Regions from separate parts of the Mus musculus genome. Here region 2 is linked to region 1. The links are chromatin loops, found by intact Hi-C in ENCODE. Cell type or tissue: heart. All regions are shown on one strand. Links, peaks and the distances in the headings refer to the core of each region. The heading gives the core; the rest is flanking DNA. Region 1 overlaps Slc11a2 (solute carrier family 11 (proton-coupled divalent metal ion transporters), member 2). Region 2 overlaps 5330439K02Rik (a long non-coding RNA gene).

What was found. Peaks named below come from ENCODE experiments on the same cell type or tissue, not always from the same donor. Only the 100,000 strongest peaks of a DNase experiment are listed, where the experiment ranks them.
Region 2: it touches region 1 in a loop (2.6-fold over the local background); 10 of 42 quality-filtered maps call a loop at or near these places.

What each region holds. Positions count from the first base shown.
Region 1 is chr15:100,394,385-100,409,848 of GRCm38, reverse strand. Slc11a2 (solute carrier family 11 (proton-coupled divalent metal ion transporters), member 2) reads left to right here. Exons shown (of 17, transcript NM_008732.2): 4 at 524-649; 5 at 1,629-1,748; 6 at 3,463-3,569; 7 at 4,035-4,105; 8 at 4,206-4,273; 9 at 5,886-6,041; 10 at 6,510-6,668; 11 at 7,465-7,551; 12 at 8,178-8,297; 13 at 8,432-8,581; 14 at 10,362-10,435; 15 at 12,032-12,185; 16 at 14,526-14,579. Among named protein-coding and RNA genes, the nearest start is that of Slc11a2, 21 kb to the left of the region's middle. In heart, for the core only: no CTCF peak of the experiment used is centred there; no DNase peak of the experiment used is centred there.
Region 2 is chr15:100,443,342-100,458,805 of GRCm38, reverse strand. All of the region lies in intron 1 of 5330439K02Rik (a long non-coding RNA gene), which reads left to right. Among named protein-coding and RNA genes, the nearest start is that of 5330439K02Rik, 17 kb to the left of the region's middle. In heart, for the core only: no CTCF peak of the experiment used is centred there; a DNase peak (open chromatin) is centred at 7,305; H3K27ac peaks cover 272 bases.

The DNA of each region.
Region 1 (15,464 bases), core at 3,670-11,669:
ATGGTTGTGGGTCTTCATCTGCTTGTTGGGAATTGAATTTAGGACCTCTGCTTGCTCCAGTCAACCCCACTCGCTGCAGCCCAAAGATTGATTTATTATTATAAATAAGTACACTGTAGCTGTCTTCAGAAGAGGGCGTCAGATCTCATTACAGATGGTTGTGAGTCACCATGTGGTTGCTGGGAATTGAACTCAGGACCTCTGGAAGAGCAGTTGGCGCTCTCAGCCGCTGAGCCATCTCTCTAGCCCCTGTGTTCTTCTCTTTCAAGTGTGGTTTTGCTCCTATGTGGGAAGTGGGTGGGTTCAGTTTGGACCAAGTTGCTTATGGAGAGCAGATAAAGGAAGGACTCCCACTGAGAGAAGAGGCCATCTTATTGGTAAAAAGTGGACGAACTGGATGTGAAATGGGGACTCGCGCAGAGCCCACCCTGGCCCTGTGCCACTGGGGTCGCTCCGTGATGTGTGATAAAATAGAGACGTTAGGACGGGTGACACTCAGACCGCTCTCCTCTCTCCTTTATAGTACTCTTGTTTTAGCTTTCGTAAACTCTGGGCGTTCACGGGGCCTGGCTTTCTTATGAGCATTGCCTACCTAGACCCAGGAAACATCGAATCTGATTTGCAGTCTGGAGCAGTGGCTGGATTTAAGGTGAGCTACAGTTTTACCCTGGCTGAAAAACAAATTTTCATTGTTGTTATTGTTACTGCTGTGGATGGACTCTTGGACTTCGTGGGCTATCTTGGATGCTTGCTGGGCTCTCCTTGTCAGGCCCTTGCTGGGCTCTCCCTGTCCTTTTGAGCATTCATTAAGCTCTCACGTCCCCCTTCTCTTGCTCTCTCTCTCTCTCCTTTTTTTAAAAAAGGATTTATTTATTTATTTATTATATGTAAGTACACTGTAGCTGTCTTCAGACACACCAGAAGAGGGCATCGGATCCCATTACAGATGGTTGTGAGCCACCATGTGGTTGCTGGGAATTGAACTCAGGACCCTGGAAGAGCAGTCAGTGCTCTCAACTGCTGAGCCATCTCTCCAGCCCCTGGCAGTCTCCAACCTCCTGTCTTAGTTACTTTTCTAGTCCTGTAACAATGCTGTGACCAAGACAACTTATAAAACAAAACAACTTAATTGGGCTTAGAGTTTCAGAGGGTTACAGCCCATGCTGGTGGCAGCAGCACCGCTGAGAGCTCATCTTGATCACCAGACAGGAAGCAGGAAGGACACTGGGAATGGCCCTCAACCCTCCCCTGTGCACATCCCCCCCAACAGGAGCACACTTTGTTCCTTGCAAGACCGTTCCACCAATAATTCACACATGTGAGCCCTTGGCCATTCTCACTCTAGTCAGCACACCTCCCTACTGTCCCCATCTGAGTACACAGGTCTGCATTGGCAGCGACACCTGTGTGAAAAATACTGCGTGGTCTTTTGTAATTTCCTTAGGAGAGACAGCAGCTAAGAGACACAGAGATGCAGTCGCCTCATAGGTCACCTTAAAACTGATGCAGAGCTCGGGTCCATATTCCTGACCTGGCTTTGTCTTAGCTGAGCTGTCTCCCAGCTGCCCAGTGGGCATTGGGTGTGTCTCTCCTCAGCTCCCTAATGAGTGTTGGCTATGTCTCCTCAGCTGCTCTGGGTGCTCCTCTTGGCCACCATTGTGGGGCTGCTGCTCCAGCGCCTTGCAGCGAGACTTGGAGTGGTCACCGGCTTGCATCTTGCTGAAGTATGTCACCGTCAGTATCCCAAGGTGAGCAGCATGTTGTCCTGATTGTCTACTAACTTGGAGGAATCAGTGTGTCTGGCATCATATGCTGGTCTCAATCCGCACTGAGCAGTAGAGGACTTGGGGTCAGTGTCCCTGGAACTAGTACTGAAGGAATCCTCCCACCTCTCTCGCTGTCAACCCATGTCTCTACCTCACAATCTAACATGGGACTCAATTTTTTGTTGTTGTTTTGAGATAGATTCATGTAGAACCCTGTACTTAGCCAGGATGGCCTAGACCACCTAATGTCTGTTTCTGCTTTTTAGAGTTACAGGCGCACAGTTTCCTTAGTAAATTCTGCATGAGAAAGCATTTACCAGTCACTCTTGTTTTTGAAAAATATGTTTTCTTTTAATAAAGTATATGTTATAAGAGCTTTGGGTTTGCTGAATATTATCAGCTTATTCTGCCTTGTTTCTTCCTTCTGCGTGCCTTACCACCACCTATGTGAATGACTGCGATTGGAAGACCCTGGGGGCAGGTGGTCCTGCAGACTAAAGTCAGGCCCGTGGCTGAGAACAGTTTTAAGTTAGTTTATCTTGGATATGAAGCGGGCCTCCCTTGAGTGTGCCCTGAATGCTGAAGTCGTTTCTGACTGTGAGCATGGTGGTTTTGTGTTGTGGTTTTTCTTCTCGATTCTCCTAGGCTGGTTGGTTGGTCAGTCAGTCATCAGTCAGTCAGTAAGTCTGTCTCTGTGTATGTCTGTCTAACTGACTGTCACTCTCCCTCTCTGTAGCTTGGGATGTTCTTGAACCCTTGGTCATCCTGCTGGATCCCAAGTGTTGGTGGTGTAGGCGTGGCCACCATGTGTGATAAATTTTTACCAATGTTTTAGAAGATTTTGCTGTTTTATAATTCCCTTTAGTTTCTTTTTCTTTGTGCACATTTACTAGGTAATGTGACAGGACACTTTTTGTATTTAGTATCAGCAGGCTTTCTAGCGCCAGTAAACCAACACTAACTCAGTTTGCCTTTCCACTCATCTGCTGGTCCAGAGCTAGTTTCCTTGTTTGCTGTTTTCTGTCTATTCTGAACGTTTACTCTGATCACTTTTAAAAAGAGACTTATTTTTATTTTGTAAGATTGTATGTATGTATGTATGTATTTCTGTATGTGCATATGAGTGTGGCTGTCTGCAGAGGTTCAAAGGCTGGAGGTGGGGTGGGTGGAGGCTGGACCCTTGAAGGAATTGTGAGCTGCCAGACATGGGTGCTGGGAGCTGGTGTTTAGTCTTTTCATCTTCTGCAAGAGCAGTACATGCTTTTAGCCACGGAGCCATCTTTCTAAGCCAAGCCCCTTCAATACCTTTTTCACTTTTTGTGTGTTGTTATTAAATTCAAGATGATAAAGTCTGTCCCGTGTTTGTTTTATAGTCATAGTTATGGGCGAGTTAGAGGCTTTAATTTCTCATTTCTCTCTTGACTCCCATTTTGAGCATATTTGTATATTTATTTTCCTCTGTAGCTTTTTAGCTTGTTTTTAGGCAAGAGAGTAAGTGGGAAATGATGAATAGAAACCCCATTCTTCTCCTGAAGAGCTGGGTTGGCTCCCTGACCCTGCTTCACAGTCTCCCACAGGAAGTACTTTTCTACTCTGTGGCTGTGTAGGGCTGAGTTCTGGGAGTTCTCCAGTCTGTGACAAAAATCTGAATTCTGAACGGAGAAAGTTCTTATCAGAACCACTCTTTGTTTTGTAGGTCCCACGGATCATCCTGTGGCTGATGGTGGAGTTGGCAATCATTGGTTCTGACATGCAGGAAGTCATTGGCTCAGCCATCGCCATCAATCTCCTGTCTGCAGGAAGGTGGGGGTGGGACTTCCCTCTAGAACATTGTCAGTACTAAGCTGGGTTCCAAAGCCAGAGTGGAAATGAAAAGCCAACCCTTTAGTGTTCAAGGTTCAACTAGTCTGGAGCCGCCTTATCTCCCAGCAGACGTAGCATGCATCTTCCATTCCCTGGCTGGGTTGTATGCACTTCTATTTAAATGGAGGATGCAGCGTTCTGTGGCACAGTTAATTATTTGCAAGGCTGCTTATTCCACTGCACAGTGAGGTCCTTCTGCATATGATGTGTGCTTTTCAGCTGTGTCCCACACATCTGACACAGCAAGCTCTCAGGGAGAGCTCCAGTGGATGGGCTTCAGCAGCTGCCGCCTCTCAGCCACTGTTGCTCCTCCTCAGGACCTAGCTTTCCCTGGTGTTTGGTGTTGGACAGGGTGTGAAGAAATCGTCCCTGGGTTTTTAGTCTCTCTTCTTGTCTCTAACCCAGGGTCCCCCTGTGGGGCGGAGTCCTCATCACCATCGCAGACACTTTTGTGTTTCTTTTTTTGGACAAATATGGTAAGGCCTGGGGCAGGTGGGTGAGTCCCAGCCGGCAGCTTCGGCCACACGGCTGTGGGGAGGACTGGCCTCCCTGCTCACTTCTGCACTTCCCCCTCAGGCTTGCGGAAGCTGGAAGCGTTTTTTGGCTTTCTCATCACTATCATGGCCCTCACGTTTGGATATGAGGCAAGTGCTGCAGGCTGTTGGTTAACTGTTTAAAACAAAGCTTCATTTTGTCTCATTTGTAATCTTTTATTATAAAAGCAATAATGGCAGAATCAGCAAAAAGCCAGGTACTTCTGGGCTGCTCTGGAAGGGATATAGTCTATGGCAAGGATTCATGTGCAAGAAGGCCTGAGGAGACTTTTTGGGGCATCAGAAATGACTAGACTCCACAGAACCTTTCAGGAGTGCAGTTTTTGGTCCGAGGTTAGCCACCCTGACATAGAACAGCTTTAGAGTGGGTAACGAGGAGGCTGTGGGGTCATTGCTGACTGCCAGCTCAAAGACACTCTGTTTGTGCTTACCTTGGCCAAAATTAATCACAGCCTGACTTTCCTGTATTAAAGCAGTGATGGTGAGCTGGACAGGGCGGTGCACACCTTTTCTGCTCAGGAGCTGGGACAGCCTGGTCTCTGAGTGTGAGGCCAACTTGATCTACCTGGAGAGTTGGATCCAGGGCAGCCAGGGCGCAGAGTAAGACAAGAAACTATTGATGAGGTATAGGTGACAATGATTTTCTTGGCTTGTTCCTTACCCATCCCTAGGGATCAATACCATTATTTGTACCCTTTTTAATGTCCAGTTGTTATAAACTGGTTTTTACATATGGGCCTGCTTAGACATTAAACAGATATCTAGTCTGTGAGGTTAGTTTTCCCAGATTGTCCCAAGAGAATTCTAGCCTGTCTTTCAAGAGGAATCCTGACCCAAGAGGAAGTTGGAGTGAGCAGTGCTCGGGAACAACCTGAGCCCCACCCCTGCACACCCATGTGCTCAGAGACAACCTGCCCCCTCTTCCCGGCACCCGTGTGCTCGGAGACAACCCACTCCCACATCCTCACAGCAGGCAGCATCGCTGACTTCCAGATGGGCAGAGAAGAGCAGCGTGGGGTAGACCTGGACTGTAGTTGCTGGGCCTGTGTCGGCAGCTACAGTGATGCAGATAACGGCAGCCAGACCTTCCCTAGCTCCTTACCTCAGAACACTGTGTTCTCTGCACATCTTCACTGTACTTTTTAAAGTGTAATGTAACATATTCAGAAAATACAGGACTGTATTTTCCTCTGAGCCCCATATTAGTTATCTTTGTGTAATTGTAACCAAAATACTGTGGAAAATAACAGGAGGAGGGAAGGTCTGTTTAGCTAGGGTTTCGGAGGGCTTGGTCTGGCCTGTAGTTCCTTGGGCAGATGTGTGTGGGAGACTCTACCTCAGTGCAGACAGGAAGCAGGGCATGGCTTGCCCCCATTGACCTACATCTAGGTAGGCTACATCTGTCAGTGTTTCCACCACCTCTCCAGATAGTAAAGGCAGATAGGGCCCGAGTCCGGTTATGAGCCTGTGGCAGGCAGTTTATACTCAGACCACATCAGCCCTTCATTCCATTTCACTGATGATGCTGAGGTCAAACTCAGGGCCGTGCGCATTCTGTTGAGTACTTGCCGACTCCATATTCTCCATATTCCGGGCAGTTGTTACAGAAGGTGGGGACTAGTAAAGGCTGCCAGTGTCTGCCTAGGACTGTTCTCCCACTTCGTGCTGCAGTGAAGGCTAATGGTGTTGTGTTGCTGTATAGTACATTACAGTGAAGCCCAGCCAGAGCCAAGTACTCAGGGGCATGTTCGTGCCGTCCTGTCCAGGGTGCCGCACCCCTCAGGTGGAGCAGGCGGTGGGCATCGTGGGAGCTGTGATCATGCCGCACAACATGTACCTGCATTCTGCCTTAGTCAAGGTGAGCCACGCCCCTCGGCATCTACTGTTAGAGCTCTGAAGGAGCAGTCCTTCTCAGGCTGGCTGGCCAGTGTTTACCACCAAATTGACCAGGAAATGTGACCCACAAAAGGCTGGGCTAGTGTTCTTCAGGGAAGGCCTGGAAGTCTTGAGGTGGGGAGGAGGCTTGCCCAGCAAGGCAGGCAGGTGCTCCTTTGCTGAGCCTTGGAGGTTAGTCCAATAGCCATGGCTGAGGTTAGTCTGTGGTCCTTCCACAGTCTCTGGGCGCTCAGGAGTCACATGGTCACTGGCTCCCCCATTTGGGAGTTGTGCAATGTTTTCAAAGGTCAAGGAGTCCCCGTGACTCGGAGCTAAGGCCTCTTTTTCGTCTCGTCGGTTGTCTGATCAGACTTTCAGCTGACTGCAGACTTCTGAGTTGTTAGAGACTTTGTGCCTCTGGTGGAAATGACCACCGCTGCTCTCTCTCTAGTCTAGACAGGTGAATCGGGCCAATAAGCAGGAAGTGCGGGAAGCCAATAAGTACTTCTTCATCGAGTCCTGCATCGCGCTCTTTGTTTCCTTCATCATCAATGTCTTTGTCGTGTCCGTCTTTGCTGAAGCATTTTTTGAGAAAACCAACAAGCAGGTGGTGAGTGCCAGGGTCGTGGGTGGGAGGTGAGTGCCATGGTGAACTGCATGCTGGGGTGGGGCAGACAAGAGCAATGGCCTGGAACCCAAAGGAATCTGTCTGAAGCCTAGGTGTCACCCACTTATTTGTTACAGTGCAGCCAGTCTGTGGTGGGGGCTGTGGACGCCTGTTGGGGGCTGGGAGGAGCTGGCCTTGGACTCACACTTGCCTCCCGCTTTCATCCTGGCATTTCTGTTCCTTCCTGTTAACTTCTGCCAGCCTGTCTGCTCCTCCTAATGGTTGAGCTGAGGCCAGGTTACAGGGAGTCCTCAAAACAGAAGCACAGGCTATGCAGGACAAGACTCGGGTCATTTAGAATTCTGTGTCCTCTTAATTCCTGCTGCCTACGTATTTTGTTAGTTTGGTTTTTCTTTGAGTTTTTTGTTTGGGGTTGAATCCAGGACCCTGTGCACGCATGTACGGTGGTGCTAAAGCTGGCGTTCCACCTCCGCCTCGCCCAGTCCTACCTAGTCTTACCTACCACTCTTTATTCTACAAGACCTTTGACCCCTGCTTGTGTCTGACTCCTGACATCTCTTACGTTTGAAGCCTTCTTGATGCTTTGGGATAGTAAAGCCTCGGGAAGGGTTGCAGGCGGCTGTGCAGTCGGCAGTGCACCGGCAGTGCACCGGCTGTGCCTGCGTCGTGGCCCTCCTGGGGTGTGACCTCCAGCTTGTCTCACAAGACAGATAAGGGACCTCTTATCTGGTTCTTATTTCTGAAATATAAATTGTTCTTAAACTGCTTCGGGTTTTAGGTTGAAGTCTGCAAAAATAACAGCAGCCCCCATGCTGACCTCTTTCCCAGTGACAACTCTACTCTGGCTGTGGACATCTACAAAGGGGTAAGCGTGCTGTTTGCACTCTCTACTTTGGGGGAGATGGTAGCATAATCTCTGGCCTCGGAGTTCATTTCAGATCTGAGCATAGCTCCTGAGTATTTTATTTTGGGGGCCCATATGCCAGGAACATATTTGGGGTTCTGTGAGGGCCGAGTTGGGGGTGGTAGCTGGTAGAAGTGGGCTGAAAGGCTGCACAGTGGGGACACTGAAGTTGTGCAGGTATTGATTGGAATGGCAGAGGAGGAGCTTGGTGAATTTGGGTCACTAGCTCTGCTGGGCCCAGCGATCCGTTGTGACCCCAGGAACAGAGTGCACTGTCTGTCTGTCTGCCTGCCTCCCTCCATTTCCCAGAAAGGAGCATCGAGGAGCTTGTTTTGGGAAGTGTGAGCTCTGCCTCCTGAGTGTGAGCACAGAGAGGAGGGAGGGCTGGGCTGAGGGATGCAGGGCACCAGCAGAGTGAGGTCAGAAGCCCCCAGGTCTGACCAGAGTCAGCGCCCCTTTGTGCAGTGCCCAGCATGATACTTGGTGTGCGGGTGTTCCCAAGCAGAGGGAGGTGCTGCAGAGGGCTGCTGCTCTGGGTGTTACCTAAGCAGGTCACTGACAAGCCTGTCTCTCCCTCCTTCTCCCAGGGTGTTGTGCTTGGATGTTACTTCGGGCCTGCAGCTCTCTACATCTGGGCAGTGGGGATCCTGGCTGCCGGTCAGAGCTCCACCATGACTGGAACCTATTCTGGCCAGTTTGTCATGGAGGTGTGTGCTGGGGTGAAATAGAGGGAGCTTGCACAGCTTGGAGTGTCTAGCCCCACGCTTCTGAGGGTTCCTGACTTCCCCAGGCATCTCTCTCTCTGTCACATTCAGTCACCAGCTTCCATGCTTCCTTCCAGGGATTCCTGAACCTAAAATGGTCGCGCTTTGCCCGAGTGATCCTGACCCGGTCTATCGCCATCATCCCCACCCTGCTCGTCGCTGTCTTCCAGGATGTGGAGCACCTAACGGGGATGAATGACTTCCTGAATGTCCTGCAGAGCTTACAGGTGAGCAGGGACCCGGGGAAGCCCGTGCTGCACGTCGCCACACTGACTTACCCTTGGGTGAGTGCCAAGCCTCACGCTGGAACCTGGGAGCTAGGGGTGGCTGAGGGGAAGAAAGGGGCGTGGAGGTTCATTAGTGCAGATGATGAGCTATGCTCAACATGCACGTCGCAAGGTGGGGCCACCAAGACGGCCCAGTGGGTAAAGTGCTAGCTGTGTGGTTGTCCAAGCTTGAAGGCCTAGATGTGAGCCTAGGAAGAGGCAGTAGAGGGGAAGACAGTGTCTCACAGGGTTGACCTCTGACCTCCGCATTCAGCCGTGGCATGGGCATGCCCATCCACCCGTCCCTGTCTGTCTGTCTGTCTGTCTGCCTGCCTATCATCTCCCCTCACACACACAGATAAGTAAATTAGTGACACTTAAAAGTCCACTGATTAGTGAGCCTTGTAGCTCATTAATGCAGCAGGGTAAACCATTAATTGAGTTCTAAGAACACTGCTAAAGCCTGTGGAGCTTACGAGGCAGTCGCATCCAGTCTGTTACTTATCTCTTCTCATTATGTGTGCTGCGTGTAGCCTTGCTACCCCACCTAAGCTCTGGGAATGGACCTCGCTACCAACCCCCACCCAGACAATATTGGATCCACGGATAAAAAACAGACACACACATTGCTCAATTTCAACTTGCCTTTTTGGCACAGTTGCTGGCGTTATTTATCTCCCATCTGGAGAAACCTGCCCTTCTCAGTGCTCTTAGCTCCACACTGCTTCACCTGCCCTCAACTTTTTTTTGGTTTTTCGAGACAGGGTTTCTCTGTGTAGCCCTAGCTGTCCTGGAACTCACTTTGTAGACCAGGCTGGCCTTGAACTCAGAAATCCGCCTGCCTCTGCCTCCCTAGTGCTGGGATTAAAGGCGTGCGCCACCACGCCCGGCCCACCTGCCCTCAACTTAAGCTGCTCAGTTACATTTAGTTTCAGCTCAGCATCCCAGCCACCTGCCTGTAGAAGTGGCCTGTGGCTACTCTGCCCAGGAATCATATGGCTGCTTCTTGGCTTTTCTCCAAAGCATGACAAACTTTTCTCCTGCATGTCTCTTGCCTCTGGAGACTAGGAAGTCCTGCCTGCTCATCAGCCCAGCAATTGGCCCAGGGCTTCTTTACCGATAGATCAAGAACCAATAGGGAACAGGACCTTCGTATCAGAACCCCCCCTGCATAATGATTATCAGTGTTTTACCTTTGTGTGTGTGTGTGTGTGTGTGTGTGTGTGTGTGCGCATGTGCACGTGAGCGTTCATGTGAGTGTTCACGCACGTGCGCCTGCACCTAGAGCCAAAATTGTTGAGGAGAAGGCGTCAGCTCCCCTAGAACCGGAGTCACATAGACAGCTGTGCGCTGCTGAGTTACAGACAGCTGTGCGCTGCTGTGTGGATGCTGGGAACTGAACCTGGGTCCTCTGCAAGAACAGCCCAGCAAGGGTTCTTAAGCACTGAGCCGTCTCTAGTCCCCAGTGTGTTGTTTTTTTGTTCAAACAAAGGCACTTAAGATCATGATTAGTGCTGGATTAAAAATAATGTTTGGCCCAGGCGAGGTGATCGGAATAGCTGTTACTTGTGGTATAGGTAAGACAGGGCTTGTGATTGCTTTCTGTGAACCGTGCAGTGTCTGTGGTACTCACGTACTCTGGGAAGCAGGGATGTCACGTGACAAAGCTTCCATGAGGAGACCGACACGTCTGCGTAATCCCTCTGACACGCCGTGTAATCCCTGTGATTCTGTTTTCCAGCTCCCCTTTGCTCTCATACCCATCCTCACGTTCACAAGCCTGCGGCCAGTGATGAGTGAGTTTTCCAATGGAATGTGAGTACACTTGCCGTCTCCAGAAGGCCCTGGGAGGGATTTTACCCAGGAGGCAGTGGGAATATGTCCTAAAGAGCTATGTGCTTCCAGGAGCGATCGCTAGCTGCTTCCTCTGTGGCTTAGAAAGAAAACTGCAAGTGTGAGCTTCAGGAAAGGAGGACACACTTCCTTCAGCCCTCAGCCCTCCAGCTTCAGCTGCTAATGTTCGAATTCTGTGTTAAATTATCCAAGAAAGGCACAGGCTGGTAATAGTGTGCACCTTGAAGTGATCTGTGGGCTATTGGAGAATTAGTTATTAGTATTTGTAGTACAAGCAGCTACAGGCTGTATTCTCATTCCATTTCTGCTGCTGTGACAGACACTCTGCCGACAGGCAGCACAGGGAAGGGTTATTTGGTTTGCAGTTCCAAACTACTCCTGCCTGTCATTCTGGGAGGAGCCAGAGCAGATGCAGACAGCTAGTCATGTGACATCCACTGTCAAGAGCAAAGGGAATGAATGCGCCCTTACTTGTGTGTTTGCTCTGAGCTAGCTTGCTCTATCTTGTGTTAAGTGTGCACTGGCTAGGCAGTGGTGCCTCCCAGAGTGGACTGGTCAGTCTAACATCAGGCTCTACAGATGTGCCACAAGCCGGCCTGGTGTTCCCAAGTGGTTCTTGTGTGTGACAAGATGGCAGTTAAAGTCTGTACTAATCAGTACAGATGTCCATGTGACCGGCTAGGTTTCAGAGGTCCGTAATTGTCACCATGTTAGAGGTGGTGGGACCTGCAGAGCGGGGCCAGTAAGTGAGGCAGAGTAAAATAAGGCAGAGCTTTATTCAGAGCCTCAGACAGTTTAGACTCTAAGGGTTAAGAATTACAAAGTTCTCACGGCTTCAAGCTGTACACAGTCAAGGACCACCAGAGGTGGCAAATGCATGCTTTGCCTTAGAGCAGTATAAAGGGGAATTTAAGCATTTAGTGAGTGACCAACAGCAGGCAGTAGTGAGCGATCTGAAGGAAACTCACTCCACCCACTACACCAGGGAGGAGCACAAAACCATGGTCAGTGTTCGTTCGCAGGAACCGTCCTGGGTCTTGAAGACCCGGCCACATATTGTGTCCTTGGCCTGTTGTCACTTCTCTCAGAGCTCTCCTCACATGACTCCATCCCTGGACGAGTTCCTGCATACAGTGAATGGCTTGGTGCATTTCTGACTGCTGATTTCTAGGGTCTTAAATGCTAGGTTTCTGTGCCACAGAAAAGGCTCAGAGGATAAGCATGCTTGCAGCACAAGCCCGGCAGCCTGAGCTGCATCTCTGGAACTCATAAGTGGGGAAGGAGAGAACTGGCTGCATGTGCGCGCTGCGGCAGATGTGTGCCCACACGGTGCACATATTAATAGGTAGTTAAAGACCCGTGTGTGCTGCGGCAGACGTGTGCCCACACGGTGCACATTGATAGGTAGTTAAAGACTAAAGTTTCTGTTTACTCTGATCCCTTCCCTCTGCTTCATCGCTAATCTTGGCCTCTCTACATTTCCCTCAATCCCCGGGATGCAGTTTTCTGTCCACATGAGCTGGACAACAGGCACTTACCGTGCTCTTTGTTTTGCAGAGGCTGGAGGATTGCCGGTGGCATCCTGGTCCTGATCGTCTGCTCCATCAACATGTACTTTGTAGTGGTTTATGTCCAGGAGCTAGGGCATGTGGCACTCTATGTGGTGGCTGCAGTGGTTAGCGTGGCTTATTTGACCTTTGTGTTCTACTTGGTAAGTCCAGTGTGAAGGGAGCAGGGGCACCTATGGTGTCTGGGATGGTCCAAGTGGGACTAACTGTCCTTCAGAAACAAACAGTCCTCAAAGCACTCAGCGCTTTACTGAGGCAGCTTGTATGGCATTGTCGAATTAATGGTTTCTGAAATTTCAGTTAGTTTTTGTTGTTATTGGTACTGGAGATTAAACATAAGGCTTATACAATGCCGGTGTCTTAGTTAGGGTTTTACTGCAGTGAACAGACACCATGACCAAGGCAAGTCTTATAAGGACAACATTTAATTGGGCTGCTTACAGGTTCAGAGGTTCAGTCCGTTATCATCAAGGTGGGAGCAGGGCAGCATCCAGGCAGGCACGGTGCTGGAAGGGCTGAGAGTTCTACATCTTCATCTGAAGGTTGCTAGAGGAAGACTGACTTCCAGGCAGCTAGGACTAGTTTATTAAAGCCCACGCCCACAGTGACACACTTCCTCCAACAAGGCCACACCTAATAGTGCCACTCTCTGGCCCAAGATGTAAACTATCACACCGGGTAACCATTCCAATACCACACTCTACTCTCAACCAGATATTCTTATTTTGAATCATCAAGTATATTTTAGGGTTTTGCTTTTTGTGTTTTGGTGTGTGTGTGTGGTGGGGGTGTGGGAGGAGTGGGTCACTCTCTAGCCCTTGCTATCCTGGAACTCGATGATCTGTAGCCCAGGCTGGCCTCAGACTCACAGAGCTGCTCCTGCCTCTGCTCCCTGAGTGCTGGGATTAAAGACCTGAGACACCACGCCTGGTCTACTTTTGTTTTTCTTCTCTTTCATTTTTTTTTCCCCTTGATTTTTTGAGATAGGACTTCTATGAGTGTCCCTGCGTGTCTTGGAACTCCTCCTATAGACAGGCTGGCCTTGAACTCAGAGATCTACCTGCTTCTGCCTCCCAAATGCTGGGGTTAAAGCTGTGTGCACTACTACACCCGCCTCCTCTTTTAGTCTTTAATACCTAGTATTTTTCTATTTCTGTTGTTGTTTTTATAAGGGTTCAGTATTTAATATCTAAAGGGAATGTTAGGGTGTGTTTGAGAAACAGCATGGCGCAAAGTTGCACAGCAAGTGTAAGCGTTTGAGTTCAGATCCCAGGACCCACACAAAAACACTGCAGTGGTTGTGTGCGCCTGTAACCCCAGCCTTGGAGAGGGGGAGGCAGCAATGGGAAAATGGCTGAGGTCTGCCAGCCCAGCTGTGACAGCCGGAAACATGCATAAGAAACATGTGCGCATACAGATGGCGAGTACAGATGTGTACGCTTCTCAGTCCTCCCCATGACTCCACAAGTGAGGGAGCTGAAGCAGTGAGAGCAGTCTCAGTTATCATCTGCTATCCAGTTATCATCTGCTATCCAGTTATCATCTGCTATCCAGTTATCTGTTATCCAGTTATCATCTATTATCCAGTTATCTGTTATCTAGTTATCTGTTATCCAGTTATCTGTTATCTAGTTATCTATTTGGTGCAGAGGTTTCTGAAAAATACTAAGGTCAGGGATGAGAAACAGCAGACGTTCCGCCATTTCTGCTGTGGAGGATGTTGAAGAGGGAGGCTAGAGTCCTGTTTTCTCTCAAGCACGTCACTCCACACGTGCGGTGTCTCCCAGCGGTGAGGATCTGACTGAGAAGACCCTTGAGTGTGTACTTTAATATGTGCCCTGGATCAGTGTATCTTCCTTTCCTACATGTCGGGCACGCCAGGATATACTGCTTACCATAAGACCTTGGAATTCCAATAACTATGTGTCCTTGGCAGGAGAGATGGCTCAGAGGTTGAGATCACTGGCTGTTCTTCAGAGGTCCTGAGTTCAATTCCCAGCAACCACATGGTGGCTCACAGCCATCTGCAGTGGGATCTGGTGCCCTCTTCTGGGTGTAGGCACACATGTAAGCAGGACACCATATACATAGTAAATAAATACATCTTCTAAAAAAAACATTCCCTTAGGAATTTGGCCAACCTTCCCTTCACTAAAATTGGGTACGAAGATGCTGAGTTGAATGGGGACCCTAAGACTAGTGAGATTGGTTAAGCCCCAGTTTTGAAGATAGAGCTGAGTCTAGATCTTGGTTACTGCTCTTAGCTCAAAGCCAAGAGCCTCACCAGGCAGCTGCCCACTGCTAGTCTGCAGCTGCCCACTGCTTCTCTGCATCCACAGGATGTTTTGACTAGGACAGACAGCCCTGGAGGACAGAAATGGACACAGCTGGGTGTCTGGGGCAGGCAGGAAGCAGATATGCCTCTGCATAGCACTGGACGAGCCTTGCTGTTGGGAGAGTGACGACTGTGTTTTGTATTCCAGGGTTGGCAGTGTTTGATTGCATTGGGTCTGTCTTTCCTGGACTGTGGACGCTCGGTAAGCATCTCGAAAGTCCTGCTGAGCGAAGATACCAGCGGTGGCAACATTAAGTAAACACTGGATCAGTCTGTCTGTCTTTGCAGGGAGCCATCAGAGCCAGTGTGTTTCTATGGTTTACTGTGTGAACATAGCCACAAGTATGTGCTGTTGCACAGACTGCATTTAGGACTCAACTGTTAGTTGGGAAACACTGATGTGTGTGTGTGTGTGTGTGTATATGTGTGTGTGTGTGTGTGTTAAGGTCTTTGTTTCCTTTTGTTTTTGTGAAATAGCATCTTGCTATTAAATACTAGGTTGCCTAAAACTCACTATGTAGCTTAGGCTGTGCTCAAACCTACAGCAATCCTTCTGACCTAAGCTCCTGAGTGCTGGGATTCCAGGCACGTCTACCATGCCTGGCTCTCATGTATGCTTAAGATGAGTTTTGTTGGGGGTCAGGGTGGGGGGTAGGGGGTCTTACCCTGTAGCATTAGGCAGCACCTTGAAAAGGTGGCCCTTGAGCTGTTTTAAACACTAAGTTTCTAAATAGCTGCCCAAGGGCAGTAGCTTGTTTTTAGTCAAAAGAAACGCAACCAGACTGTCGCCATCCTTGAATTATAGAATGAGACTGCTGCCTTTGAAGTCAGGGTTTTTGTTTGGTGCATTTTGTTTGTTTTTCAAGAGTTTTTTCGTGGCTGTCCTGGAACTTACTCTGTAGACCAGGATGGCTTCGAACTCACAGAGATCCTCCTGCCTCTGCCTCTGCCTCTACCTCCCGAGTGCTAGGATTAGAGGCAGACACCTCCACTGCCCTGCTGGTTCAGGATTTTTTTTTTTTTATTTCTACTTCGGAATTTCTCAGTGGAAAGAAAAAAAAGGTAGGGCATAAGTGGTGGGTGTGGA
Region 2 (15,464 bases), core at 3,788-11,787, 49 kb before region 1:
AGCAACCACATGGCAGCTCACAGCTGTCTGCAACTCCAATTCCATGGAACCCAACGCCCTCTATCAGCCTCCACAGACCCTGCATGCACACGCTACACAGACACACAAAACATCCGTGCACACAAAATAATAAGTTAAAGCACTGAGAATGCTTAAAGATAATGGAAGGCTAGCAAGTTTATTTAGTTGGTTGTTTCTTGGGCAAGTGTGCAGAACTGAATTCAGATCTCTAACACTCAGTAAAAATCCCAGGGTGGGGCGGGCAGTGGTGGCACAGGCCTTTAATCCCAGCACTTGGGAGGCAGAGGCAGGCGGATTTCTGAGTTCGAGGCCAGCCTGGTCTACAGAGTGAATTCCAGGACAGCCAGGGCTACATAGAGAAACCCTGTCTCGAAAAACCAAGAGAGAGAGAGAGACAGAGAGAGAGAGAGACAGAGAGAGACAGAGAGAGAGAGAGAGAGAGCGACCGAGCTATCTTTGTCGGGCTCCGGATTTCTTCAAAGGGATTAAGCACCACAAAGGTGAAAATGGACAGACAGCGCCACCTGTAGGTGGTTGTGCTTACTCGTCACCTTCTAAGCCTTTTCTCAGAGGAGGGTCAAATGGCAGACATTTGGTAATACTAGAACATAGACTGTACCATCTTCAGCTGAGTACTCTCTACGGAAAAGCACTATCCATACATGGTGCACACACTCGGGTCCTCCCATGCCAGCATGGAGTGTTCTTTGGCTGTTATGAGCATGCGTAATACTTAAAAGACTCGACACCAAAACCTGGGAGATGCTTCAGTGGGAAAGACGTGCACCTCCTAGCCTAAAGACCTGGGTTCAATCCCCAATACCCAGTGGAAGGAGACTCGGGAAAGTCGGCTTCCGAATTCTAGAGCCATGCTCGACAGCATACGAACAGGGCTCACTGATATATAGATGGACAGACAGGCAGATGGATGGATGGATGAATAGATATAATGTAGTTAAAAGAAAATAAAGACGAGGCACCAATGGACTGCTACAGTGTGCTAGAAGTCAGCAAGTGAGAAGAGAATAGTTTCAGATTCAGCCTCTGTCCGCGCAGAGCATTCCTAATGCTTATTTTTAAGAACAAAGTGTTAGACCGTCGTTTGACCCCTGTAAGAGGGTAGTGACAAAACACAGGATGCTCTGAGAGAGGGGCGGGCAATCAGAAGAGACCTGGAAGCGGTCTAGAAGCTACGGTTCCTAGAACCGACCTCCGTCCGCTCCTCCAGCTGGTCGGTAGGTGTCGCTGTTGCTGTAAAGTCCGTGGCTGCTCTTAGAGCCATTTTGGGGGATGCTGAGGCTTTGGCTCTCATCAAACCGCATCAGTCTGGTGGAGACAAGTAAGTCAAAGTCTTCTAGAGCTGCTGCTGTTACCAGGAAGCAGCAGGGACAGCCCCGAGGGGTACTGATCGTCCAGCTCTCCTGGCTGAAGGATGACCTCGGTTCCTCTGCACCCTAAAGACATTTTTTCTGGCATCTTGCTCAAAGTCAAAAGCTCAGCTTGGCATGGCAGACGAGGTGGCACATGCCTTTAAGGCCAGCACTCGCAGGAGGCAGAGGCAGGCGGATTTCTGAGTTCGAGGCCAGCCTGGTCACCAGAGTGAGTTTTGGGACAGCCAGGGCGACACACAGAAACTCTGTCTTGAAAAAACAAGAACAAACTAGTTCAAACAAAAAATTAATATGTTCGCCTTGGATAAATTCTTCATAAGACATACAAGGAAAACGTGCTGTGTCTCGTTAATGCACTTTGTCTTTAGCCCCTCAGTTAACACAGCCCAAAATACCAGGTGGCAGTTTGCCTACAGGAACCCTCTTACACCTGCCCTCCTCTACCACCATTGCCCCCCGAAACTGATCTGAAGATGCAGGAGGAGACTGACATCTTGAGAAGGCCAAAGAAACAGAGCAAAAGGAAACTCCTTGCACAGCTGCTGAGGTGGCGGCACTGGCCTTTGCCCAAGAGGCCAAAGGTTTTAAATTCAGACTCCATTTCAGAGAACCTGACCTAAGTTTGAACTCGGGTAAACTAACAGGCTGGTACCTAGCATGAGTTTCCAAGTTGCCCCCCAACAAAACCTGAGCCTAGCTCCAGTCTCTAGGTTACACCCCCAACAAGACCAGTGTCTCCAGGTGATTCCCCCAACAAACCTGCACCCCAGGTTACAAGCCCACCCCCTGCCTAAGGACCACCAATGCAGAGGGAGCAGAAGCACTCCCAGCACCAGCCAATTATGCTAAAGGTCACAGGAGCTTGCCAATTAGATGCTTGCACACACACTCCCTGCTTGCTGCTTACTCTAAAGTCTTGCCCTGATAGATATTCCGGGCTCCCCCACCACCAAAACCGTTCTTCGTGACAGTGGGGGGGGGGAGCTAGCTCGAGAATAGAATAGAGACCCTGCTGTGAGTTGCATCAGATCAGCTCCTGTGTGTGTTTTGGGGATCACTAACTTTTCCCTGGCACATCAGCCCTAGGCTGGCCCAGCACGCCCCTCAGACTCTCACTGGGGACCCAGGTAGAAAGCACTAGCATTCCTTTAACAGTTAGAGCATTTGTAATGGTGAAAATGTCCTCCCAGCTACATGGCATTTCATTATTCTATGGGTATAACTTTGACTTTGTCAAAAATAGCCCCATGTTCCACCTGGTATTCACTAAGAGAGAACTCCAGGCACAACACATTGTTTGCATGAACTAAAGTCCTCCGGTGGCAGCAGGTGAAGCTCAGTCGTGCCGATGTGTTCATGTGAAATGTTTAAAAACATAGAACTGAAAAAAGTCTAAAATAATAAAATACAATAGAAAAAAAAATGTAAAAAGTGCCAGTTGTGGTGCAGCAAACCTTTAATCCCAGCACTTGGGAGGCAGAGGCAGGAGGATTTCTGTAAATGTGAGGACAGCCAGGGCTACAGAGCAAGTTTCAACCCAGCCAGGGCTACATAGGGAGACCCTATTGGGTCTCATATATATCTACACACATATATCATGCACATATACATGCATACACATACACACATATTAACATGCACACACAAGCACACACAGTCACACACATACACACATGTATATCAACATACAAGCACACAGACAGCATATATATATATACATATACATTCATAGTATGTATATACACACATGCACACACAAGCAAACTCACATATACACACAAGCACACACAGACACATGTATATACACATGTGCACATATGTATAGACACATGCACATACACATATGCACATACACAGACACATACATACAAACACACACACAGGTAAAATACATACACAAGCACATACAGACATGCATATACATACATACACACATATGTATATGTACACATGCACACAACAGACATTCCTGTATGTACACACATGCATAGATGTATACTCACATATACATATGTGTGTATATATATATACGTATATATATATATATATATATATATATATACACACATGCATATACATGTGCACACCAATGCTCTCACATACATGTATACACACACCTGTACATTTGTGATTAGCTCTTGTTATTAATGTGATGTGTGGTCCCCTGCTCCAGTGTACTGAGCTCCTATGAGCCCCTAATAAAGGTGTCAGTAGTTCAAAAGGGCTTTTAACACATTTTAGTGGACATTTAACAATATATAAACTACACTCGTAAGGTCACGTTATTACCATACTTTGACTTGAAAAATAACTTTTATGCTTTTTTTATAAGCAGAATGCTTGCTTATCTGTAGTCTTGGCTCTTCATTCAAGTAAGATTTTATGTTCCGTATTTACCGCCAATTAAAATTGTATAGGCCAGGTATGGTGGCACATGCCTTTAATCCCAATACACAGGCAAGCAGATCTCTGTCAACATGGTCAACATAGCAAGTTCCAAGACATCAAAAGTTACATAGTGGCTGGGTGTTTAATCCCAGCACTTGGGAGGCAGAGGCAGGCAAATTTCTGAGTTCGAGGCCAGCCTGGTCTACAGAGTGAGTTCCAGGACAGCCAGGACTACACAGAGAAACCCTGTCTCGAAAAAGAAAAAAAAAAAAAAGGGTTACTTAGTAAGATCCAGTCTCAAGCACACACACACACACACACACACACACACACACACACACACACACACAGAGACACTCACACACAGAGACACACACACGCACACTGGGTGCTTTGTTTTCCTGGCTTAGATAATGAGCTAGGCTTCTATGTTCCTTCCCTCAGAATAGCTAAGAAGTGATAACATGTGTGCTCATTTGCGTAATCACCTTTCCACTAGCTTATTCCTGGGTGTTTTGCCTACACGTATGTATGTGCACGTGTGTGTGTGTGTGTGTGTGTGTGTGTGTGTGTGTGTGTGTGTGTAGCCACAGAGGTCAGAACAGGGCATCCAATCCTCTGGAATTATAATTACAGACCATGGCAAGCCACCATGTGGATGTTGGGAATCAAACCCAGGTCCTCTGCATGAGAAGCCAGTGCTCTTAGATGCTGAGCCATCTCTCCAGCTGCTCTCATGCTGATTTTCATGTCTAGCCTAGGCTGGCAGGAGTTTATGGTTTTCCTGCTCCTGCCTCCCAGTTACTGGGATTACAGCTATATTATATGCCAAAATATTTTGCCTCCTTTTTAGTTTCTTTAAAAAATATATAAACTTCTTTTTTTTTAAAATATTTTATTTATTATTAGCATATATGATGGGGGTTAACCATGCCACAGTATGTTTGTGGGGTTGATTCTCTATTTCCATCTTTGCACGGGTTCAAGGGATCAAACCCAGGTTGCCATGCTTGTGTGACAAGCACCCTTACCCCTGAGTCATCTCACCAATCTCTGAAATATTCAGATCTCGGTGCACGCCTGTCATCCCAGCACAGTGAGGCCAAAGCAGGAGAATTTCTAGTTCAAAGCCAGCATTGGGCTGCATAGGAGGTTCTAGGCCAGCTTTTGTTATATAGGGGACCTTATCTCAAAAAGAACTTGACTCAAATGTTTATGTATTTATTTTGTTTATATTTTTGTTTGTTTGTTTGAGACAGGGTTTCTCTGTGTAGCCCTGGCTGTCCTGGAACTCACTCTGTAGACCAGGTTGGCCTCAAACTCACAGAAATCCACCTGCCTCTGCCTCCTGAGTGCTGGGATTAAAGTCCTGTGCTGGGACACGTGAGAAAGGAATGACTCTTTCTCACAATGAACAAGTCAAATTGAATGTCTTCACGTGATAATTGGTCATTTACAGCTGTCACCCTTGGTGTGTAATAATACTAAGGTATTCCTCTTCTTTTTAAAAATTAATTTTTTACATTTATTCATTCTTTAGGAAGGAGGGGCATGCATGACATGGCACACACGTAAAAATCACAACCTGTGGGAACCAATTCTCCCCTCCCCCCCAACAGGAGTTCCAAGACATGAACTCAGATCCTTAGATTTGGTTGCAAGCACCTTTGCCCTCTGAGCCATCTTGCAGGCCCTTCTTTGTTTTTAAATTAGTATACAAAGTGATGGCCTTTATTGTGGTAGTTCATACTGTGTTTCTGGTGATCCTCCTCTGGCATCTCCTTCTTCCATCTTCCCTGACCCTCCTTGGACCCTTAAACCCCTCCAAAGTGTCCCCTTTCCACTCTTGTGTCACATATATTTTGTTACCGTCTTTCTCTCTCTTATTTCCTTCCTTAATACCTCTCTCTTCTTTTCATGGCTTTGTATACACATATATAAAAATTCAAATATAGGATCTGCAGATGAGAGAAGATACGGTACTCCCCTCTCTGAGTCTGAGCCACTTCATTTAGTAAAACTGCATGTCTACCTACTTTCTGGAAAGCGTCATTATTTTATCTTCTTGCTTCTGAAAAGAATTCCACTGTGTCTATGTACCACATTCCCATTGTCCAGTCTGTAGATGAATTTCTAGGCTGGTTCCATCTAATGACTCTTATGAATAATGCAGTAACAGGCACAGATGTGCAAGTCGTTGTAGTAGGAGTTAGGCTCTTTTGGGTTGGCGCTCAGTTGAAACTACCTCTCTGACCTAACCTAGAATCCACGGGCGTGGCTAGAGACCTCTGGTTGCTGGATAAGGTGATGGAGTGAGCCAATGAGAAAGAGACAGCGCCAAATCTGGCTACTTGAGCCAATGAGATGCTGGGAGAGGGTATAAAGGTTTGCCCAGTTCCTTTAGCGTGTGTGGTTGACTGCATCTTCTCACTTTCGCCAACGGCCAACGTCCACATGTGCATCCCGGGGAGTGATTTCAGGTTGTCAGGCTTGGTATGAAGCCCTTTTATCAGCCGAGCCATTGCTCCTGTGTTTGGTTTTGTTGAGAAATCTCCATAGTGACTCCCATAGTTGTCTGCACCGGTTTCCACTTCTCCCGCCAGAGGGATCCTCTTTCCCCACCGCCTTCTAGCATTTGTTGACATTTTTTCTTAACGATAGCTATTATGACTGGGATAAAATGGGTTCTCAAAGTAGTTTTAATTCACATTTCCTGATGGTGAAGCAAGTTGAATTGAGATTGAACCCTTGCAGCTCCTGCAGAGGTTCCCAGAACCTGTGTGGCGGCTCACAACCGGCCACTCGGTTCCCGGAAATCCAGTATCCTCTCTGGCCTCTGCGGTCTCACGCACACAGGGTGCACATGCGTGCATGCAAATAGAACATTCAAATACATAAAAATAGCTCTTAAAATTGAAGTTTTCCTCGGGAGGCAGAGGCAGGCGGATTTCTGAGTTCGAGGCCAGCCTGGTCTACAAAGTGAGTTCCAGGACAGCCAGGGCTACACAGAGAAACCCTGTCTCCAAAAAAAAAAAAAAATGAAGTTTTCTTAATGAATCTTTCTTTTTAAAAATCTAGAGAAAATTGAGCTTTTAAAAATTCTTTTTTACCCTTTTGTTTTGTTTTGTGTTTTAGACATTGTCTCTTATTAGCACAGGCTAGCTTCCAATTCCCTAGGCAGTGAAGAATGACCTTGGATTTCTTAACCTTTATAGCGCACCACATCTCGTTTATGCAGGGGAATCTGACCTGGGGTTTTATGCCTGCCAGGCAAGCACTCTACCAATTTGAGTCATATCCCCTGTCCTGAATTTTTCATATTTAAGACTTAAAAGATTTGGGGAGATCAGCTACATAACCATCCGGCAGCTTGTTAGCCCTGCGGTGGGCCCACACTGCACCCTGGCCTGTGAGGTTCCCAGAGCCTCTGCCTGTATGTCCCAGATGTTGGAGAAAGGGGCGAGCAATGCCTTCGAGCTAGTTCCTGGCTCCAGCCCAGGTCCCCATCTGACAGCCTGGCGAGAACCCCGTGGTTCCGGGCTGGCTTCCCTGCAGCTAATGTGGTCCAGCCGTTCCTGGCGTTTGTTATGCTTGGGCAAGTGTCGGATGTGGAGGTGTCCGTAAGATGATGCTGAGCTTTAAATAGAGCCGAACCCGTGGTCCAAGACCACCAGAAAGCCATGGAAACCGTCATGCCTCATCCCTCAAAGAAAACTGCAAATGGGAAATCCCAGCGTTCCCAGAGTTGGCTCCTCGCCCTAGAAAGGAAAATATCGAGTTGTTAGTCTTTTCTCTTGGGGCAGGGCTGGAATCAAACTTGTCTTGACTTTGAGCTTCTGATCCTCCTGCCTCCACCTCCCCAGCGCTGGGATGCAGGCACTCGTGAGCACCCCTGGTTTCTGTGGTGCAGGGGCTGAAGCCAGGGCTTGGTGCCTGATAGGCAAGTACTCCAGGGACTGAGCTCTGTCCCCCAGCACCAGGTAAATCAGGCACGGTGTATGTGGCTGCATCCAGGCGCTTGGCCCTGTTCTGCTTTCTTATGGAACCCTGTGCTTGTTTCTTTCCCCCTTGGGACATTTTATGTGTGTTTGAGGCAGGATCTCATGAGCCCTGAGGCCAGCCTTGAATATGCTAAGGAGCCCAGGAGGACCTTGAACTCTGGTCCTCTTACCTCCAACGTGAAAGTCCTGAGATTATAGGCATGAAACACGCACCTGGTCCCTTAGGAATGTTTAATGACCAATTAAACGATGAAATAGTTATGTAAGTATATGTTTCTGGGGGAATCTCAGCTATTGTAGCTATGCATGCACAGTATAAATTTTTTATTAATTCTTTAGTTGGTGTAAAATAATAGATTTCATCATGACATTTCTTATATAATATAGGTATATAATTATACTCAGCTCCTGTTTTCACTGTGAATAATATAATTTAACGGTGTCTGACAAGGACTTGTAGCTTGGGGGATGTGTAAAAACTTTTAAATAAATAATTTTTTTTAACTTGGACTTTTATTTTGTTTGCTGGTTTGACTTTTTCAAGGGTTTCACTCTGTAGCCCAGGCTTTCCTGAAGCTCGCTGTGTAGCCCAGGCTGTCCTGAAGTTTACTGTATAGCCCAGGCTGTCCTAGAACTTGCAGTGATCTTTGACCCTCTGCCGCTCAGGTGTTACAGGCAGGAGTCTGGCCGTTCATACTTTTCAGATTTCCTTCTTTCATCTGTAACTTGGGCCCTTGGATGTTTTTGTTTATATTGTCAATGTAAGGTTTACAGTAGATCAAGGCCACTAGAGCTGCACTGAGGCTAGGAAGGAAGGTATGAACTGCAGGGGTGGCTCCAAGAGAAGGGAGAGCAGCCAAAGGGAATTGGGTTTTTATAGAAGGGAGGTATCAAGAGAGCATTACAGCAGAAGGGAGAATCTGCAAAGAAACTGTCACAAACAGAAAAATTTCTGAGGGACCCCTGGATACTAAGATAACAGGATGCTGTGGGAGGGCTTAGGGGAGCAGAATGCTGGGCCAGATTCCTGAGACTGCAGAATACACAGTTTTTATTCCTCAGAGGTTAGTTCCCTCTTGGCAGGGACTTGAGACCCAAAGAGTCAGAAGGCTGCAATCTTGGGAACCTAGGAAAGTAAGATTTGCGGCCTCTTCCTGCCCCTCTCAGCACAAGGCCAGATCTGCTGGTGGGAAGGTGGATCGGAAGGATAGAGGCTTAAGCACATAGACCGGTCTCCCATCCAAGTACTGCCCAGGCCCAGTCCTGCTTAGCTTACAAGAGCAGACAAGATTGTGCACAGTCAAGTGGTAAGGCTGTAGACAATATATTTTTCTTCCTTTTTTTTTTCCATTTCTTTATTTAGAAACAGGGCCTCACTTTGTAGCTTAAGCTGGCCTTTAGCTCACAGTGAACCACCTACTTTTGCTTCCTCCTGACAGCTGGAACTAAAGGCAAGAACCATTACATCCTGCTTTTAGAAGATAATTTAAAAATAACTCAATTATTCCCCTAATATGTATAATCTCTTCAATAATGATGGTGATTGTATTAGGTCCTTCTCTGTTACTGAGATAATAACCATGACCAAGGCAACTTAGGAAGGAAGGGTTTGCCAGGAGGAGGCACACACCTTTGATCCCAGCATTGGGAGGCAGAAGCAGGTGTATCTCTGAGTTCAAAGTGAGTTCCAGGACAGCCAGGGCCACACAGAGAAACCCTGTCTCGAAGCAAACAACAACAAAATAAGCTCATCGCTATCACTGGGAGTGGAACGGCAGAAGGCAGACAGGCATGGCTCAGGGGCTGGAGCTGAGATCACATCTTCATCCACAACTAGGAAGCAGAGAGAGCAGAGGGGAAGCTGACATGTAGCTTTTGAAACCCTTGCCCCCACCCGGTACCACATACTTCCTGCAGCAAGATCACACCTCCTAATCCTCCCCAAACAGACACCAGCTGGGGACCAAGGCCCAGGGTTTGTGAGGACATCTTCAAACCAGGACAGCACTAACATATATTTATTTATTTTAAAGATTTATTTAAAATATTTATATATTTATTTTACGTATATGAGTACACTGTAGCTGGTTGTGAGCTATCATGTGGTTGCTGGGAATTAAATCAGGACCTCTGCTGGTTCTGTCCCTCCGGGCAAAAGGTTTATTTATTGTTATAAGTTATATGTATATAAGTACACTGTAGCTGTCTTCAGAAGCTACCAGAAGAGGGCGTCAGATCTCATTATGGATGGTTGTGAGCCACCATGTGGTTGCTGGGATTTGACATCTGGCAGAGCAGTCGGTGCTCTTAACCTCTGAGCCATCTCTCCAGCCCAGCACTAACATTTATAAAATGTACAGAAAAGGATGTAAAACATATTGGAGAAGAGGAATAGATAAATTCAGCTGGATTATGGATTGCTTTTTGGTGTATAACAAACATCGCAGCTTCTTGCTAAATAACAACGTTGTCATATTTATAGTACAGTGACAATGAGGGAACTCAGGGCTTCATGATTTCCAGGCAAGTGTTCTATCACTGAGCCACACCCCCAACACTGAGAAGAGAATTTTTTTAAACTTTTTTAAAAAATAAGATTTATTTATTTTATGTATATGAGTAACACTGCTGCTGTCTTCAGACACACCAGAAGAGAGCATCGAATCCCATTGCAGATGGTTGTGAACCACCTTGTGGTCGCTGGGAATTGAACTCAGGACCTCTGGAAGACCACTGAGCCATCTCTCTCCAGTCCGAGAAGATAGGTTTTAATGTTAGAAATTTCATACTTCTGCTGTCAGAAGCCATCTAGGAAAGGCTATATGGCAAGCAAGCAGGTTTTCTGGAGATGGTCCACCATTTTGCATGGCTGAGATGGGTGAGCTCTGAGATGCAGGGTCCTCAGAGACTTCAGCCCAGGTTTGCTTCTCGGTGCTGAGATGCCTTTCCTGTCACTGTTACATGGCCTAATGATTCTGGGCATCAGCCCACCCTATTGAGTGATCTCCTGCAGGATCAATAGGAAGATGTACTTCCATGTAGTAATGCTGTGTAGGCAAACTGATGATTTCATAATTCCTGAATTGGTACAAGTAATGTCAAGCCCTCTATAGAATATACGCTGCAGATAGAGCTCTGTACACCTTCATGTGTCCTGAGCTGATTGCACTCGAAAAAGAAAGCAGGCTTGGAACACATTTACAATCAAGGAAATCATTCCTTCTAGGCTAGGAACGAGGCCTCTAACTGGTGGCTAGAAACCAGACAGTAAATGTTTAGTCAGGTACTCGTCTTAATGGAAAGACATGTAAACAATTCTGTTATAACTCTTTAAGCCTTATTGATCTATGACATGAGCTATTGCCTTAAACTTACTATGAACTTATGGAATGTAAAAATGCTTAGAAAACCATGTGACCAATCATCTGCAGAAGGCATGAAAACTAAGAACACCAATAAATTGGTGGTAGAGCCCTTTTCTTCTTCATCCAGGATGCGTGTGTCTATGTGTGCCTGACTCCCTGCCTTCCTTCTTTCCTTCCTTCCTTCCTTCCTTCTTTCCTTCCTTCTTTCCTTTCTTCCTTCCTTTCCTTCTTTTCTCTCCTCGTCTTTTCTTTCCTATCCTTTTCTTTTCTCTCTGACCCACAAAGAGTTAACAAACTCTGAGCCTCTTGCCTGGCCAGTGAGGAGTCCCCAGTCAAAGAGAAAAGAGCCCAGGTAACTAAGTTCTTCTTCCCCTCTGCTTTCAGCTGGAGCCACAGCCTTTGGCCCTAGTCACCATACCCCTCTCTGCCTTTTACCAGGACCGTGAACATCTGGGGGCACCTCAGCTTTCCAGGAAGCCTCAACTATCAGCGGCTTTCTAACCAGAGCTAACCACAAGCCTGTTGGGATGATGTAAACCTGTAACCCCTGACCTCCAAAGTGGAAGTAGGAGACTCAGAGTACAATGCTAGCCTGCACTATATGAAACCCTGACAAGAAAGAAAAGAATGGGAAAACTCAGAACTTTTTTTTTTTTTTTTTTTTTTTTTTTTGTGGATTTTCAAGACAGGGTTTCTCTGTATAGCCCTGGCTGTCCTGAAACTCATTTTGTGGACCAGGCTGGCCTAGAACTCAGAAATCCGCCTGCCTCTGCCTCCCAAGTGCTGGGATTAAAGGTGTGCGCGACCACAGCCCAGCTCAGAAAATATTTTTAAAACCCCCCATTTGTTTAATTTGTTTAACCTAGTTATCTATCTATCTATCTATCTATCTATCTATCTATCTATCTATCTAATCTATTTTGGTTTTTTTGAAACAGGGTTTCTCTGTGTAGCCCTGACTGTCCTGGAATTCACTCTGTAGACCAGGCTGGTCTTTGAGATCTGCCTGTCTCTGCCTCCCGAGTACTGGAGTGCTGGTGTTGAAAGTGTGCACCACCACCTTCCAAGTTAAAAGATGTGTTTAGGGCTGGAGAGATGGCTCAGTGATTAAGAGCACTGACTACTCTTTCAAAGGTCCTGAGTTCAAATCCCAGCAACCACATGGTGGCTCACAACCATCTGTAACGAAATCTGACACCCTCTTCTGGAGTGTCTGAAGACAGCTACAGCATACTTATGTATAATAAATAAATAAATCTTTAAAAAAAAAAAAGATGTCTTTACTCTTATATGTAAGAGAGTTTTGCCTGCCAGTGTGCCTGGTGCCTGTGGTAGTCAGAAAACATTAGATCACCTGGAACTGGAATTACAGGCGGTTGTGAGCCATCATGCAGGTTCTAGGAACTGTCCTCTGCAAGAACAGCTAGTGCCCTTAACTGCTGAGACATCTCTCCATTCCCAGTTTTTTAAAAACAGGACTTCAGTATAAACTCCAGGCTTGCTACAACCTAAAAGCAATGCTTTTGCCTCAGCCTCCTGAATGCTGGTGTCACAGCAGTGCCACCGGGCCTGGCAATTCTGTTTTCTTTGAGTGATTTGCTGCTGATCATGTTCTCATTAACCGTGTGCAAGATTTTTGATTTTGTATCATCACCTTGCATTTTAAGTAACATTGGTGTGGTGGTTTAAATAGGTTTGCCCCCCATAGACACCATGATGATAATGGACTGAACTCTGAAACTGTAAGCCAGCTCCAATTAAATGTTGCCCTTTATAAGAGTTGCCTTGGTCATGGTGTCTCTTCACAGCAATAAAACCTTAACTAAGACAATTGCTTTTAAAAATCATATTTCGGGCTGGTGAGATGGCTCAGTGGGTAAGAGCACCCAACTGCTCTTCCGAAGGTCAGGAGTTCAAATCCCAGCAACCACATGGTGGCTCACAGCCATCCATAACGAGATCTGACTCCCTCTTCTGGAGTGTCTGAGGACAGCTACAGTGTACTTACATATAATAAATAAATAAATAAAACTAAAAAAAATCATATTTCATATGCTTAGAGGTTGATTGCACCTGTATTTTATTTGTAAACTTTTGGAACTCGCTCTGTAGACCAGGGTCACCCCAAACCTGCCTCTGCCTCTGCCTCCCAAATGCTGAAATTAGAGGCATGCGCCAACACCATTGGCCTTAAACTTTTTTTTAAAAAGGACAGTTTTGTTGGATGGGGTTATGCACCTTTCATCCCATCACTTGGAAGGCAGAGGCAGGCAAATCTTCCTGTTCCAGTCCAGCCTAGTCTACAGAATGAGTTCCAGGATCTCCAGAGCTACGCAGAGAAACCCTCTTGAAAAATAAACAAATAGACAGTTTTTGAGGGAGTCAGTTCTCCTAGCTCCACTGTGGATTCTGGGACTAGAACTCAGGTCGTGACACTTGTGTGACAAGTGCACTTACCACTGAGCCAACTTGATGACTATATTTTTTAAAAGTTTTATATCACATTTACCAACTTTAAGAAATCCCAAGAGCTCAGTTATAGTTTGGTGGTAGAGTGCTTGCCAAGGGAGAACAAGCTGCCAAATTTAGACCCCAGTACCACAAAAGCAATAACAAAAATTAATATTTTTTGACAGTGTCCTGCAAGCACTGTAGCTCAGGGTGGTCTTGAACTCACGATGCTCTCGTCTCAGCTCCTGGTGTGCCAGGATGCCAAGTGTGTGCCACTCTGCCTAGCTACCATGGTTTCACTTTGATCACTCAATGTTTTCAGGCCTTAAAGTAAATTGTGACCAATTGATTTATTTATATTTTTATTTTATTTTATTTTATTTTATTTGAGGAGAAGCAATCTTTTGAGCCAGGGTATAGCTCAGCTGTAGAGTGCTTGTCTAGCATACACCAAACCCCAGGCTTGACAAAAGAAAACCCCTCAACAGACAGCCACCGTCCCCTAAATATGCAAATAAAAACAGGATTAAACATTTGATAGTTTTTCTTTTTCTTTATTTTATGGGTGTTTTCCTTGGGTGTATGTCTGTATACCATGTGCACACTTTGTCCGAGGAAGCCAGAAGAAGGCATCCGATCCCCTGAAACCAGAGTTACAGGTGGTTGTGCTAGGAATCAAACCCAGGTCCTCTGGGGAGCAGGCAGTGCCGGTTGGCATCGCCAGCTCTGTCTGAAGGTTTGATCGTACTTACCTAGGTAAAAGCCAGCAGGTTTGCAACAGGGGCTTGTATTCCTGCATCACGTTTCTCAGTGATGAGTTTTCAGTGCCACACACACCAGGCAGGCATAACACCACCAATCCCCATTTCCGTCTCGTTTCCCGGGGGACTCTGAACACTCCGTAACCTTCCTGCGATCTTGATTTCCACTTTCCTTTCCGGCTTTACTGTTAAACGCCTGGCTTCTCTGTTTGTATGGAAACCGAATACCCTTTAAGAAGGCAAGCTTCTTGCTCTATTTACATATTTGTTCCCTTGTTTGTTTGCATTTGAACAAGCAGAAAATGAAATGGAAAGACCGCCCTCCACAGCAGAGGCAGACCGGCTGGGAGGCAGTGGCCTTGGTTCATGTATGCTGGCCTGACTGCCAGTGTTCTAAAATGACTTTAAAATCCCCTCATTTCACTGCAGGGGAAACTGAGGCTTCGGATAAGAGAAGCAACTGTAGACTAGTTAGAGTCTGCAGTACTTAGTCTAGGACACAGGAACGCTGAGGAGCTGTTAGCGAACTGCACTTCTCAGTGTCTGTGGAGGTGTTTCTAGACAAGGACGGACCAAAATAGGTTAAGGCTTGCTGTGAATATGGGCAGCAAAACCCAGAAAGTCTGCAGCGCCCAGGGAAAAAGATGGGCGTGGCTATGCATGCCCGTGACGCAGCGCTGTGGGCTTTAGAGACAAGAGAATGCTTGCTGCTTGCCAGCCAATCCCGGGTCAGTGAGGGAGGGACTGTCGCAAGGAAATGAGGCGAGAGGGCTATAAAGCAGGAAACCCACCTTCTCTGCCGGTGAATACACACACACACACACACACACACATACACACACACACACACACACACGCGCGCGCGCGCGCGCGCCACACAAACACCCCCTCCCTCCCTTGCTTCCTCTCCTTCCCTCCCACCCCCCCACCCCCGCCCCCGCCCCCAACACCAGCTTTCATGTTGTTTAAGGTCATAGCTCTGTGACAAGCACCCTTACGCGTCATGACTGGTAGCTTTTCTTCTCGGATCGAACCCACGCTGGTCCAGGCTACTGTCTTTAGGGGCTATCAGAGGACAGGGAAACT